2 separate regions of the Homo sapiens genome follow, and region 1 is linked to region 2. A link is an interaction called in ENCODE POLR2A ChIA-PET data of the cell type or tissue named here. Cell type or tissue: Panc1. All regions are shown on one strand.

The links. Peaks named below come from ENCODE experiments on the same cell type or tissue, not always from the same donor. Only the 100,000 strongest peaks of a DNase experiment are listed, where the experiment ranks them.
Region 1: POLR2A ChIA-PET joins it to region 2 with 11 read pairs; 1 of 35 experiments calls an interaction of 5 or more read pairs at or near these places.

What each region holds. Positions count from the first base shown.
Region 1 is chr5:135,322,964-135,330,963 of GRCh38, reverse strand. All of the region lies in intron 3 of PITX1-AS1 (PITX1 antisense RNA 1), which reads right to left. Among named protein-coding and RNA genes, the nearest start is that of MACROH2A1, 72 kb to the left of the region's middle. In Panc1, no CTCF peak of the experiment used is centred here; a DNase peak (open chromatin) is centred at 3,053.
Region 2 is chr5:134,079,548-134,087,547 of GRCh38, reverse strand. It overlaps LOC124901069 (short transmembrane mitochondrial protein 1-like), which reads left to right and starts at 5,397. Exons shown (of 1, transcript XM_047417988.1): 1 at 5,397-5,735. The coding sequence starts at 5,478. The coding sequence ends at 5,639. It also overlaps a transcript of VDAC1 not described here. RefSeq lists enhancers at 1-350, 351-851. In Panc1, no CTCF peak of the experiment used is centred here; no DNase peak of the experiment used is centred here; H3K27ac peaks cover 508 bases.

The sequences.
Region 1 (8,000 bases), 1.2 Mb before region 2:
TTCTCAGGAGGTGGAAGCCCTCACTGGGCCTGTCCACTCTGGGCCTGTCTACTTTGGGTCAGGCAAGCCTCTCAGTTCCTCATTTGTCACTCAGGCTGCCTCGTCCATCACCCCGAATGGTCCTGGAAAAAGGGCTTGCTCAGTTTACTCATTAGCAACTATGATGTTTAATTTTTGCTGCCGGGCACTCCTGGCCGATGTTATCTTGGGAGCTGGCCTTGGTGCCGCCTTCCAGTGATCCACCTGAAGGCGATGGGGCGAGGAGGGAGTCCTGGGACCCACTCCCTGCTGAGAAGGGGAATGCTCAATGGCTGGGGCGAGGCCACCTTTTCTTCGCCTTTTCTTCCACTTATAACTTGCCTGTTGTGTTTGCTTCTGGGGGCCCCCCATATCAAAACAATATCACATGAGCCTCCTGACAGGCAATAACACTGCTCATTAATCCCCAGCCCCCGCCCTGCCCTCCATGCTCCTCCGCAAAGGTGTGTAAATAGAGTGGCCTTTCCCTGACCCTGGAAACCAACCCAGCCTGGGCTGCCTTGTCAAACTCACAGAAGAGTGTCTTAGAAACACTCTCTCCATAGGAAGCACTTCCTCCTCACTCCCCTTCTCCCCACTAAGCGACTCCCACCCCTCCCACACTCACCCATTTCCATGGGTGCACACGCACACACACATACATTCACGTGCACACAGCGAGGCCCCAGAGCCCTCTGTGTTAGCAGAGTATAGAAATGAAGAACATGCAGACAAACACCCTTTGAACCGGCCAGAGAGCAGCCAGGATTCTGTCTCCCACAAAACATAGCTGACACTACTCCTCCAGAGGCCCTCCTTGGCCTAGTTTGCTCTGTGAAGTGACCGGAACTGTCTGCAGATCTTCTGCTAATAACTCCCTTGGCTAACTTAGAACAGGGTGCCGGGACTCCCCAGCGTCTGATGGGGGACCCAGCACCCACAGCAGAGGACAGCAGCCACTCACCACCACAGTCTGCACACACTCAGTGTCTGCATGAATGTGCCCTAGAGCACTCCTAGCAGGTCGTGTACTCCCTGGCAAGGAAGCCCTCTGATGGCCCTGCTGGGCCAGAGGAGGAAAACAGTCCCAATGTCACAGGTTAAAGGTCACCGCCTTGGCTTCAGGTTTGTAACTGCTCCTTGAGGAGAGTAAAAAGCTGAAAATCCCAGAAAGACACCCTCCAAATCTTATGTTCAAAGCCCTGAAGCCAGAGCAATGATCACTGAGTGATGATCACTGGCATGGCCCTAGAACACATGCAGGCAGGAGGTCAGATCTGCCTTGCTGGGGAGTCTCTTCCTGTCCTGAGCCCTGGGACAGGCACCCGGGATCCCCACATCAGGAGTCACACTATCCCCCATTCCCATATACACCCTTCCCGTCCACCAGCCTGGCCTGCTAGGCCAGAGCCCAGCTTCTTCTGACACAGGGTGATGGCACGTCCCCTGCTGACCACCACTGCTCACCCAGGTCGGGCCCCAGGCATGACCCTCTCAGCTCATCTCCCTGTTCACTCTCTGGCCAGACTGGCTGGGAAACCTGATATTTCTGTCCCTTGAAACGACAAGGCTTCCTAAGCTTAAGAGAATAAATTAGAGTTGAGTTCAAGTAGGCTCAGCTGCGGCGGATGGGCAAATTGATTTGCTTCCCATCTGGGAGATTAAATTCCAGTGCCCAGAAATGGCAGTGGGGTAATGAGCTGTCAGTCAAACGGCGCAGAGCCAGGGCCGCGCACGTAATTGAAAGCCAGCAGCTCCTCATTAGGTCCCATGGAGGTCCTGGCTGCAGATTCCCACCTCAAGGAGGCCGCTGGACCCCAGAGAGAATGCACTTGGCCGCGAGGCCACATCCTCTAGAGGGAAATGCCACCTTGGGCCACTGCTGGGCTAACTTTAAGGAACTTTCACTGAGCTCAAGGTGCTTATGATATATTTCTCCGCAGTCACTAACAGCCCCTCCAGGATTTAATTATGGGCAAATCCACTGGAGATTCCACCCAAGGGGCATCTTTTTCCAGGGGGCCCTCTCCTGTCCTCCTATGTGTCCCTAGTCATTCCGGGTCATCTCAAAGGGCCACACCCCACTCAGCCCTTTACACATACAAAACACCCACACTCACCCTGCCCGTGTAATCCTACAACACCTGCAGATAGTGATGGCAGTGTCTCCATTTGATAGCTGAGGAATCTGAGGTGCATGGAAGTTTAGAAGTTGCCTTCTAACACCTTGGCAGGCCTGGGAATGGAGAAAGGAGGGTCCTTTTCAGCCTCATCTCACACCATCCCCTCGCATGCTCTCTACTATACTTCCTCCCTAGGGCTACTCGTATCTCACCTTGAGGCCTTTGCATACACCAGTTCCCCACCAGAACACACTACAGCCTCCACTTATTTGTAATCCTACTCAACCCTGCAGGGCTCTGCTCTTAGACATCCCTTATGCTTCCTCCAGGAAGCCCTCCCTGACCATTCTGTCAGTGGGGAGGTGCCCTCTCTCTCAGTGCACCCTGCACTGCTGCCAGCCACAGTGCTGTGCCTTCTGAACAGCTGTCATGTGGTTACGTGGCCATCTACCCCATCAGATGCTGAGCACCACTCATGCACACATTCCATGAGCCCACTGGGCCAAGCTCTGTAATAGACTCTGGGGACAAGCAAAGGAGACCCTGCCCTCCATGAAGGCAGAAGCTAGGGGCCGCACACCTGCTGCGCCCTCACTGCCTCACCCCAAGGGCACAGGGCAGGGCAGGGGTTTTCTCTTGATGGCTCTAAGAATCAACAACAGGACTCAAAGGCCAAGCAGCAGGCAGAGGGCCTGACTCAGAGAGAGGAGCATGGGAATAACATGCCCATGTGAAAGTCAGCCCGGGTGACAGCTGGGGGTAACCCATCATGCTGGACCTCTCGCTTCAAGCAGGTGCATGGTGGCTTCAGAGTGGAGTCTGATGTTGGCACCAGGCCACAGCTCGGCCCCATCTTGCCACTGCTAACCACAGTCGGGGTCTCATGGCATCTAGTGCTTCTGCTCTTGCAAGCTCCTGACTTGAAAAGGGAGTGGACATGGGACCTTCCTGGATAGATGCCAAATCCAGTGTCAATCAACAGGGAAAACAGTGGGCAATGTCTGCAGGAGATGCCTGTGAATTACAGCAGCAGAGATCCCTGCCTGTGTGCCAGTCAGCGTGGGTGGGCAATAAGCTGAGGAGTCTGCGTGCATCATTTCATCAAATCCTCCTAAAAGCCCTGCCAAGGGAACATCATAGCCCCGCTTTCTAGGTAAAGGGAGCTTAGATCAGAGAGGTGAAGTGACTTGCCCAGGCCACACAGCAGGAACCTGGCAGAACCAGGACTCACAGCCAGGGACCTGCGACTCTGTGGTCAACTCTCTTTCATCCTGGTATGCTGCCTCCCAAGGGCCTCAAAAAGGACGAGAGGTTCGGATGAGCACCTCGTCCAAGACCAAAGAGCTGGAGAGAGGAGGACCCCGGGCAGGCCCTGAGAGTCTGGGCTTCCTTCTGGGCCTCCTGGGTAAAAAGACCAGGGACCCCAGCAAAGCCCAAATGGACACACAACGGGGCCCAAGTTCTGCTCCTCCCAGGTTGGGGTCCCGGCCCGGGCCTTCCAGTAATTAGTGCGCCCTTGTTAAGACTCAGTCGCGCCATTCCCGGGCCAGGACTTGTTTTTGTTCCCATGCGGAGGCCCTCGCAGGAAGGCCAGGCGCACGTGCGCAGCCCCATAAATCCAGCCGGCGTCGCTCATTACAAGGTTCCGCCTCACGGCTCCGCCTGCCCCAGCCCGCGCGGGCTTCTCTGGGACGGGCCTCCCTGCAGCCCGGCTCGGCTGCCCCGTGCCGCCCACAGCCTCAGACATGAGCTCATCCAGCACGACGCGTGTGAGGAGGTGGCGGGACGGCGCTCTCACAGCAAGGGGACAATGTGCCCATTAAGGCCTGTCAGCCTCCCCGCCGCCGACCCACCCACCCTCTGAGCAGGACCACCCCACTCCGGGCCCTGGCCAGCCTCTGTGGACGGTACAGCTTGAAGCCAGTTTTGGGGGATGTGTCCCGGGTGTGGCCGTCCACCCAGTGAATGCCACAGGAAGTCCAACAAGGCAGGGAGGACCTGCCTGGCGGGAGAACTGGGCTGGGCAACAGAAAGGCCCCAGACGGCCTTGCCTCCCTGCAGGCAGATTGGCCAACTCCCTGTGGGATCTCAGGCAGGTCGCTCCATCCCTCGGAGCCTCCATCCCCGCAGCTGTAACATGGGAAGCTACTCACGGCCCAGGCCACCCCGCTGTCAAGGGCATTGCCAGGAATAGATAACAGGATACAGGGAGGCGTCTCACCATCCAGGGGGCCCCGTAGAGGTGGCCTGGGTGGGGTGTGGTGGTGGGGGGGGCCAGGAGGGAGCCAGGTGAGGGAAGCACTGGGCATCTGCACCGGTGACCTTGAGCCTCTGCGCTTGGCTCTCCTTCAGTAGGAAACCCGGCTGGTCCTTTACTCTGATATGAGGAGCTGGTTTAGAGGCAGGAAGAGGTAGGCCACCATCGCGTGCGCTTTGGGACAAGTCACCACCCCTCTTCAGGGCATGTTTTCTTCTGTAAAATTGAGTTGGCCACACAGCATCAGTCGGAAATCCTTAGTGGATGGGAACCGCGACTCTTACTTTGATTCCCATGGAGGGTGGAAGCTGTGTAACTGCCACATCTGAAACCCAGGGTCTGGCTGCAGTCTGTGCTCCAGAGCAGCCAGCTCATGCCCAGGTGGCGATCACTACCACACCCCATCAGAGCCCATCTTTACTGCATGTGGCCAAGGGTGCTGGAGGCATCGGCCAGCCCCTCCATGCAGCGCTGTCACAGCTCAGAGGGGAACTGGGCAACATCCACTTGGAAGGAACATTCTAGAACTGCACTAATACAGTAGACACTAGTCACGTGTATTTAAACTAAAGTTAAATACAATTAAAAATTCAGTTCCTCATTCACACTAGCTACACTTCAAATGCTTGGCAGCCACATGTGGTTAGTGGCTACCATGTTGGACAGCAATGATTATAGACATCTCCAGCATTGCAGGGAATTGCACTGGTTAGCTCTGTTCTAGAACACTTAGCCATGGAGCCCTTCAGGGCGACACCCCATGTTTTCCATATCATTTGATTCAGTGTATGGAGCAAAAGCCACAACCAAGGCATTTCCCCCAAGCAAATGGTTCTATGCTAGTAATAACGATGACAGTGATATTATGATGCTAGAAACCATAACACCCATGGACTGAACATTTCTATGTCCCAGCACAGTGCTGGGTGCCCGACATTCACATCACATTCAACTCCCTCCAAAAGATTTTATCATGAGTGACACACCTCTATCTTACGGACTCAGACAAGCTAAGGAACTCCAGCAAGGCGGTGTCGCGAAACTAGCTCTGACTTCAAAGCCAGCCTGCCTCTCAGGCACAGAACCTGTCTAACCTCTTCCTGTGTTTTGAATAGATGTGCACCCAGAGGGATGACTGTCCTTTTAAAAAGGCGTCTGTGTTTCCCTTCCTGGCTTTCATTTAGCTTTGAACACCTCCTCCTCTCAGGAAAGCTCAGACTTGTTTGAACCTGGGCTAAAGGTCACTCAGGGGCTGGTGTGGAATTTCATGCCCTAGCCAGGCCTGCAAGGGGCCAATGAGGCTAGTCTGGTCCCACCAACCATCCCCAGTTTCTAGAGGGACCTGCTCACTGCCTGGCTTCAGCCACCTGAGGCCAGGTACCAGGTACCCTGGGGAGTGCGAGCTGATGGACTGAGGCCACAGCTGTACTTGCAAAACCCATTCAGTGACACAGCCCCCTGCACGGGTCAGGTCAGCAGAGCTGAGAGGCACGCAGATGTCAGGTGGATGCCCCGATGCATACGCACGTGCCTGTGAGCAGCGATGGCCCACATGCTCCTGCTCAACGCCATGGTGTGGCACACACGAAGGCATGGAGAGCAGGACAGGGTGGCCGTGGCCAGGCCCTCGGAGTGAGCCCTGCACCTGCATCCACTAGGCCACCCATTAGCTAGTGGGTGAATTAATGAGTGTTAGGCTCTGGTCTCAACACCTGCTGGGGTCACCTGGTCACCCTGCAGTAGCCTTCTGCAGAGCTCATCGCTCTGGGCCACAAAACGCCTGTCCTGCCATCCCCAAACTCCTCTAACTATATCCTCGTGGCAACCCCAAGAGACTCGCATGCAGAGTTAGGGACCACCCTCCAACTTGACAGATGTGGAAACTAAGACCTAGTGAGCAAACGCTGTTTCCAAAGCCCATGACTGCCTCCCGGGGCTTGTCCATGAGGCTCGTCACCTCTCCCTCAGCCGTCCTCTCCAGGGTGTGTCCCACAGGCGCGCAACTGTGGGCTCTATGGCTCCCAAGGCCAAACGAGTTCACCAGAGGGACAGCTCCAGGTGCCCTCCTCTCTGCCCCAGGCCTGCCATCCTCCCTCACCCCTGCAGGCCACCCCAGGACCCAAGTCACCAGGGAGGATGATTGCTGAGCTCATCTGGCCTGAGTACTGCACACAGGACATTTCTCCCACAGACACCTGCTTGTTTAGAAACCCCAAACGCCAGGCGGCCCAGCAGGCCCGGCCCAATATTCCCGGGCACGGGAACTCTCTCACCCTCATACCCCAGAGGGCCACATGGGCCAGTCAGTCTCCAGCAGGGACTCACCAGAAACAGCCCGGCAGCCTCAGAGCAGCCTTCACATCCAGACCCCTCTGCCCACTGGCATGAGCCTGCCGCAGCTCTATCTTAAATAGGCTCACACCTCTGTGCTGAAGGCTGAGGGAAGCACTGCACCCCCACAAAGCCTGATCCTACGTTTGTCTCGCTGAAGCCCTAGGGCTCCAGTTTAAGAGACTTTTTATAGACTCCTATAAAGGAGAAAGTGAACTTTTAACATGTTTGCACTCCACTAAGTCAATACGCATAAAAGGGACAGCAGCTGAGCTTCCGCTGCCCACTTGCAGTCCAGCAGGGCTGGAGGACCCTGTCAGTGCCATCCAGCTCTGTTGGGCACCTGTGGCTGCTTCTCCTTGCCCATGGGCCTGGAGCATGGCCCCCAATTCATAGGCTGTCTGTCCACCAGGGCCATGGGCGGGCACTAATGAAGCCAGAAAGCCCCCCCTCAGCTGGGCTAATGGGTGGCTCCCGCCCTCGTTCAGCCAAGACGGCCCCCCAGATGCATGATTTTCATGGGAAGATTTAGAGGAGGGGAAACATGGAAGCTGTAAAGTTTTACTAGGAATTCTCAACCATCCTCCTTTGGCCCCGACATTCATGCTGCCCTTCATTTTTAAGAGAGCTTCCTATTTGCTTTGAACTTACCCCTTAAAGCTAAGCAACCCTGTGCCCGCCTCCAGGATCCAGGGTCCAGACTCGGACTCCAAAAGTGCCTGCCTACCCAGAAGGAAGAGAAGGAGACTGCTCAGGGCACCCCAGAGGGCATTCTCGTGCCAAGCCTTGTCCTGGAACAGTCCCTAAGGACATCGTCTGCCCACTTGCCACCCTGTCAAGGTCAAGGGAACCCAGATTTTATGACTGAGACCCAACACGTGCTCCAGGGTTGGGTTTGCATACATCTGCACACAGCTTTCCGTTCAGTCATTGGTACTGAGCACAGTACCAATGTGCTATGTGCCAGGCACAAATGAGTGATGCCAACGGCAGCCTCCACCGATTGGGCACTTGGTGGGTATTAGCTCAGTGGTTCAGAAAGGACACATCAGAGTCAGTTCCTGGGTTTTGAGTCCCAGCTCTGTCACTTGCTACTATGACCTTGGATGTCATATAGCTTCTCTGAATCTATAACTTATCTATGCAATAGGAGCAATAATTACCCCACACACACATATACACAACCACCGTGAGACTGTTGCGTAGATTAAATGGCACGGTATATGTGCGCAGCATATAGTAAGTACTCAGTGAATGGTCATGTGGAACTC
Region 2 (8,000 bases):
ATGGATACATGAAGGCGAGTACTGCCTTTCAGTGGGTGCAAGGAATCCCTGGGTGTTGATGTTGAAGAAACCATTTGAGAAAGTGAGGCTTGTGGGGTCGGGGTTCCTCAGTGGAGGGGGTTGGGCTGTGGGCTGGCTTCCTCTCCACTCCCTATTTTTCTGGGGTAGATGAGTCTCCCCAGCACCCAGGCCTCCTGGCTCTTCCCCGGACCTTTCAGGTGAGAAACTTTCCATTGTTGCCTTATCTCAGCAATCCGCCTCCCCTCCTTGCAGCGACCGCAGGTGCACACAGATCTGAGGGCCTGATCTGTTCCACTCTCTTTATGCCAAACAGAGGAGGGACGCGAACCCCAGCATGAAACGGCACCCACAACCACAAGGCCCGGTGTGCGCCCTCTGAAACCGTAGGTAAAGACAATTACTGGCAATTTCCACAGCATGGTTTGTTTTTTGTTCAAAGGCAGTGGAGGCATTCTCAGCAGCAGGCCCAAAATGTAGTATTCCCACCGCACGCCGCCCTCATGAATTTGTGATAAAAGCTGTGGTTGCTTTGTCCTGGCTCTTCCTTTCAACAGTCAAACCTTCAGGTTTGATGTTGAAACTGCTTTTTTCTTCAAGTGTACTTTGATGGTGCAGATAACGCTCCATGATAAGGAATCTGCCTTCAAAACCACTCACTGTACCTTGTGCTCACCATTAAGATGAACGTCACAAGGGAAAATCGGGTACCCGAATTTTTGAGTAGTGGGATGGGAATGTGCTGAGTCTGTGAAATTCTCCTCTGTGCTGCCTGTACTGGAGATTTGGCATCCCCCAACACCCAAGAAAAGAAGGAGAAGGGGAAGGGGAAGGGGAAGGAAGAAGGAAGAAAGAAGAAGGAAGAAAAAGAAGGAGAAGAAAAAAGCACCAGGCATTGATCAGAAGGAGGTCCTGGGACAGGAGGAAAATGGTGGGAAACGTCCTAGAAACAGCTGTTTTTCCTTTGGCAAAAGCTGTCAAGAATCTACACGTTCATGCCCATCTGTTTTCCTTAATTAAAAAGACTCTGCGAAGCTGATGCTAAGTGGCCCAGAGTCTCTAAGAGCTTGTGAATATCCGAGCACCCTTGGGGAGGCCTCCCAGGTTCCAGGTTCCTCAGCTGCTGCATCTCCTGTGGTTGTGTTTAAGTTCTTCCCTTTGCTCATAAATATTTGCAATCTCCCAAGGGCTGCCTACCCTTGGAGCCATTACATCACAGTAGGAACAGGCCCTGTGTTGCTTTGTGTAAGCAATGATTGTTTTTTCTTTCTAAAGCAGTTTCATGTCTATCATCTCCCATTCTATGGAGAAAGTATTTTTTATTATTATTATTTGAGACAGAGTCTTGCTCTGTTGCCCAGGCTGGAGTGCAGTGGAACAATCTTGGCTCACTGCAACCTCTGCCTCCCGGGTTCAAGTGATTCTCCTGCCTCAGCCTCCCAAGTGGCTGGGATTACGGGCACACGCCATCACACCCGGCTACATTTTTTTGTATTTTTAGTAGACACAGGGTTTCACCATATTGTCCAGGGTGGTCTTGAACTCCTGACCTCAAGTGATCCACACGCCTTGGACTCTAAAAGTGGTGGGATTACAGGCATGAGCCACTGCACCCAGCCTTTTTATTCTGTTTTTCAGAGATAGGGTCTTATTCTGTCACCCAGGCTGATCATAGCTCATAGTAACCTCAAATTCTTGAGCTTAAGTGATCCTCCCATCTCAGCCTCTCGAGTGATTGGGACTATAGGTATGTGCCACCATACTCAGCTAATGAAATTTTTTTTTTTTTTTTTTTTTTTTTTTTTTTAGAAATGGGGTCTTGCTATGTTGCACAGGCTGGTCTCAAACTCCTAACCTCGAGTGATCCTCCCACCTTTGCCTTCCGGAGGGCTGGGATTACAGGCGTGAGCCACTGCGCCTGGCCCTGTGGGGATGGTTGACCAATATGGCAGCCCATGCAAACCCCTGAGGTGTTCTCTGCCCATTTTACAGATAAGGTAAGAACGATTTGAGCAGCAGCTGCAGAAAGAACCCTGAGGCCAAAGGAGGGCTTCTGGAGGAGGTCCCATAATTGTGTCTGAAGAGACCAGGCATGTTCAAAGACCTCCAAGCTTTGTACTGAAATCAGTGGCTTCCCAGGTTTCTTAAGAGGGATCATCTCGGGCCACACGCGGTGGCTCACGCCTGTAATCCCAGCACTTTGGGAGGCCGAGGCAGGCGGATCATGAGGTCAGGAGATCGAGACCATCCTGGCTAACATGGTGAAACCCTGTCTCTACTAAAAATACAAAAAGCTAGCCGGGCGTGGTGGTGGGCACCTGTAGTCCCAGCTACTCGGGAGGCTGAGGCAGGGGAAAGGCGTGAACCCGGGAGGCGGAGCTTGCAGTGAGCTGAGATCGCGCCACTGCACTCCAGCCTGGGCAGCAGAGTGAGACTCTGTCTCAAAAAAAAAAGAAAAGAAAAAAAGAGATCATCTTGGCTCTTGATTTTATTTTTCACTTTGTCTTGTGCCCAAGGACCCCAGAGATCCCAGGCCTGTGAGGTAGAGAGGTGAGAGCTGGCTTACATTAGTCAAACCGTGGGTTGAATCCTGGCCTACTGGCTGTGTGACACTAGGTCAGCTACTTTAGATCTCTGGGACTCAATTTCTTCATCAGGAAAATGCCAGTGTCACAGTAAAATCTCTTTAGGGTCTCTGCCAGGCGTGACAGTTCATAGTTCTGTTATTCCCTGGATTGCCTTGGATTTGCATCAGCCTAACCCCTGGCAGGTTTTGAAGCCCATTCACATGCTTTCAGCAGCTCATTCAATCCCCACCACAGCTCTGTGGGTTGGGAAGGCAGGCAGGCCTGCCATGTTTTCCCATTCCCATTTGAGAGATGGGGAAACTGAGGCACAGAGAGTTGAAGTGGCTAGCCATGGGAACCACAGCAGGCTGGAGGTAGCCAGGACCTGAGCAGGCATGTGGGGACCTCTGGACCACTGTCTTGTGGGCAGCCCCATCAGCAGGGACCCCCCAACCATGCCACCCTGGAGGGCCAAGCATTCTAATGGCCATGACACCTGCTTAGACCAAAGTTCGGGCCAGTTCCAGGGTCTGGCTTGGAGTGTCTGGCCCTCTGAGACTCCTTACCCCATGCAGCTCCAGTAGCTCAGCTCTCGGCCCAACATAGAACACTGGGCAGGATTCAGGAGCTGCTCCCGGAGGCCCCTACAAGGCCTTTCAGAGGAGGAGGCCCTGGAATCAATACTCCAGTAGACTCTTCCTACCTCGGCACCTCCCCTCTGTGTCCACACTCCCTGCCTTAGATCAACAGGTTTCCTTTCTTGGGATCCTCTCATTCCTCCTCCCTGCCAACCTGATCCCTAGCTATCCTTTAAAGCCAGAGGACACTGTGTTTGAGCCAAGTGCTCTACATGCATTTTCTTATTTAATCATCTCTAAGTTTGTTTTCTCATCTGTAAAGTGAGAATAAAAATACCGCTGATAGCATAATTTGCCCCCTATTTTACAGATGAGGAAAATGAGGCTCATGCCACATGCCTGAGATCACACAGCTCATAAGGGCTGGAGCCAGGATTGAACCTTAGGGCTTAAAAAGCCTGGGACCTCTGCACCACTCCACCTCGACTTATTTATCCTGGTCACAAAGCACTGGAGGACTGCTCAGGCCCGTGGCCACTCTTCCCTCACTGGAGCATTCCCAGCCTCTGCTAAGTGTCTGTCCTCTGGGTCTCTCTTGTCTCCCTCTCTGGACTCTGAGTCCTACAGGCCAGAGACTGCATCCTGTCTGCTCCACACCCTAGCCTGGCACATAGTTGCTTTTGGTAAGTCCTTGCCAGTTGAAGGCTCATAGTGGAGACATCTGTGCAGAGGGGTACCACGGCCAGCTGAGGCCTGGAAGTCTGGAGCCTGGACATTCCAGAGCTCTTTGACGTAGCGCTTAGAGCACAGAAGTACAGTTTTCCCCACTGACCACAAACTTGGTCATGATTCTTCTAACCATGCAGGATAATGCGACATTTAAAAGCATAGGCTTGGCTGGGCACAGTGGCTCATGCCTGTAATCCCAGCACTTTGGGAGGCCAAGGCTGGCGAATCACTTGAGGTCAGGAGTCTGAGACCAGCCTGGCCAACATAGTGAAACCCCCATCTCTGCTAAAAATACAAAAATTAGCCGGGCATGGTGGCAGGTGCCTGTAGTCCCAGCTACTCGGGAGGCTGAGGCACGAGAATCGCTTGAACCCAGGAGGCGGAAGTTGCAGTGAGCTGAGATTGTGCCACTGCACTCCAGCCTGGACAACAAAGCAAGACCCCATCCCAAAAAAAAAAAAAAAAGAAAAAAAAAGAAAAAGAAAAGCACAGGCTCAGGGTTTGACACTCTGTCTTCCATCACTGTGTGACCCAAGGCAAGTGACTTTATGTATTTCATAAATCTAAATCTTATGTATTTCATAAATCTAAATCTGCATCCATTGCAAGGTTACCATATTTTATGTCATACCACAAAAGGAAAGGCATTACTTGCCAGTTTAGCTATAAAAGCCATCAATTGTAAGATGCATCTCAGTTTCAGAGATGCTAAGATTTATACAGACATTTCACCAAAAAAGTTTTTATATATATAGATGTAATATTAATCTGCATTTCCCTGATGACATATATATAGGAATGGCTGACAAGCACATGAAAAGATGCTCAACGTCATTAGTCATCAGGGAAATGCAGATTAAAACCACAATGAGGTACCACTACTGCATCCATTAGAATAGCTGAAAAACAAAATGAAACAAAAGAAAACCCGAACTGACCATACCAGGTGTTGGCAAGGAGGTGAAGCAGTTATATTGCTGATATGAATATAAAACCAATTTGGATAACAGTTTGGCAGTTCCTTGAAAAGATAAACATGTATCTATTATATGATCCAGACATTCTACTCCTAGATATTCACCCAATGGAAATTAAAACATGTCCACCCAAAGATTTCTACACAAATGTTTATAGCAACTTTATTTATAATAGCCCAAAGCTAGAAACAACCATAATGTCTACCAATAAATGAGTGGATAAAGATATTGTGGCATATCCATGCAATGGAGTAGTATTCAGTGATCAAAAGGAATTCACTATTGGTATGTGTAACAACATGGATAAATCTCACAATAATTATGTTGAATGAAAAAATCCAGGCAAAAGAGAGTTCATAGTGTATAATTTAATTATACAAGACTCTAGAAAACATAAAGGAATCTATATTGACAGAAAGCAGATCAGTGGTTGCCTGAGGATTGGGGTGGAAGGAAGGAGGAATGCATTACAAAGAAGCACAAGAAAACTCTTGGGAGTGCTGGAGATGTCTATCATATCGATTGTAGTAATAGCTGCACGGGTGTAAACATGTTCAAACTTATCGACTGGAGGCTCAGACCAGCCTGCAGAGCTGCAGCCACCCTTCATGCCCTCCCTACCCTCCCTGCTGACGATCATGCTCCAGTTACTACTTGGATTCACTTTGGCCAACATGGTTGGAATGTATCTGGCTCAGAACTATGATGCACCAAACCTGGCTAAAAAAAAGGACTTGATGCCGGGAAGAAAGAAACCCCCTAGTTCATGAGGCCGACTCCAGCACTGCCTTCTGGATACACTGATTCCACCACTCTTGAGGGCCTCCTTTACCATCTCAACCAAAGCCTTTTGTTTTTATCTCCAGCCTCAGTGATTTTCTTCCTTGCTAGACCCTGTGTTTTTGCCTTAGAGGAAGCAAAATGGGGCCCCAAGTTGAGAACTATCATTATGTTTCCTCTTACCATATCCTTCTTCCAGCTGAGTGGGAGGTTCTAAGACTGGAATTATGGTGCTTGATTAGTAAACATGACCTTTAATGAGTAGTCTCTTATTTATTTGGGATTTCTACTACCTTTTGTCAAAAGAAAAATTGATGAGTTTTGTATAGCAGGTCAAATACAAATAATACTTTTATTTCACAGTTTTTAGCAATTAAAATAGGTGCTTGTTAAACATTTGGTACTAAATTGTGTTGTTTTGGCTGGACACAGTAGTTCACACTTGTAATCCCAGTACTTTGGGAGGCTGAGGTGGGTAGATTGCCTGAGGTCAGGAGTTTGAGACCAGCCTGGGCAACATGGTGAAACCCTGTCTCTACCAAAAATACAAAAAGTTATCTAGGGCTGGGTGCGGTGGCTCACGCCTGTAATCCCAGCACTTTGGGAGGCCGAGGCGGGCAGATCACCTGGTCAGGAGTTCAAGACCAGCCTGGCCAACATGGTGAAACCCCATCTCTACTAAAAATACAAAAAATTAGCCGTGTTTGGTGGCGCATGCCTGTAATTCCAGCTACTTGGGAGGCTGAGGCAGGAGAATCACTTGAACCTGGGAGGCAGAGGTTGCAGTAAGCTGAGATCGCGCCATTGCACTCCAGCCTGGGCAACAAGAGCAAAACTCCGTCTCAAAAAAAAAAAAAAAGTTAGGCATAGTGGCTCACACCTGTAATCCAAGCTACTTGGGAGCTAAGGTGGGAGGATCGCTTGAGCCTGGGAGGTGGAGGTTGCAGTGAACCGAGATTGCGCCATTGCCCTCTAGCCTGGGCAAGAGTAATACTCTGTCTCAAAATAAATAAATAAATAAAATAAAAAATTTATGTAGTCTTAAAATAATTAAAATTAATATCTAGAGAAAAAACCTCTTGTCAGTTATACACTTTAAATATGTATAGCTCAGTAGACTTCGATTATACCTCAATAAAGTTGAAAAATATGAACAAATGTTTGTTTTAGAATAGAACCATGTCCAGGAATATTGTTGTGAGACTTAAATGAGATACAGCACTAGCCCAGTCTGGTGGGTGGTAAGAGCACAATAAATGTCAACTCATGTTGTTGGTGCCCCAACACTTAACCTGCCCATGATACTGTACCTCCGCGACTTAACCTGCTCACGGTATGGTACCTCGGTGACTTAACCTGCCCGTGGTACTGTACCTCCGTGACTTAACCTGCCCGTGGTACTGTACCTCCGTGGAGGCTTGCAGTTTTTGTTTCACTGCAAGGTCCCATTACAGACAGGGGTCTGGGGCTGGGAGAGACCAAGGGCTCTGCCCCAGGTCCCACAGGGAGTTCACGCAATGCAGGCCAGCTTTTCTGGCCCAGAGTGAGTCCTGGGCCCTGGCATCTCTCACTGGCTCGACCCCAGGCCGGGCAAAAGGAGACAATCCCAGTGTCCAAGGGCCTAGAAATAGTCTGTTTTGTGGGAGTAAAGGCCACCAGGGACTGTGAAAGTGGCCACCGGACATGTGAGAAATCCTTCGTGTCTGACGATGGGTTCTTATCGAGGGCAAATGACCACAGTGAGTGGCCTGAGAGAGGCCAATGCTCAGCCGGCTTTGATGTCACACATCTTGTGGCCTCTCTACATGGATGCAGTGTTTTTCTATGCAGCACCCACTGGCCGGGCCTCACGTCCCCTGTAAGCAAATGCTTGAAAGCCACTCTTGAGAGCAATTGTGAGAAGCCCCCACCGCAGGCCGCCTTTGGGGCAAGACAAGATTCAGCATTACTCAGAGCTTCCAGTACCTGCATAAGTTCAAACAGGAAGCCTGGTTTTTCCTCTTATGTCAACAACAACCTGTATTCTCTGTTCTGGCCTCTGAGCTCCCTCATGGAGTGGGTTTCTTGGGGTGAAAGTTAGGGTATCAGTGGCCCTTGAGGCCCCACCAGCAGATGCCTCCGCCAAAAGCAACTCACCTGGGAAGGCCTGGGGCAGCAACTCACCTGGGAAGGCCTGGGGCTTTGTGCTGCCAGGCCTTGGAAATGATCTAGCAATCTAAGGCTTTGCAAACAAAGGGAGGATCTGGCTGGGCACATGGTAGGTCTCCAACTAATTTAGATTGAAATGCAACTTGTCCCAAAACAAATGCCACTTCTCCCAGATTCCTGGCTCAGCAAATATCACCTCCACC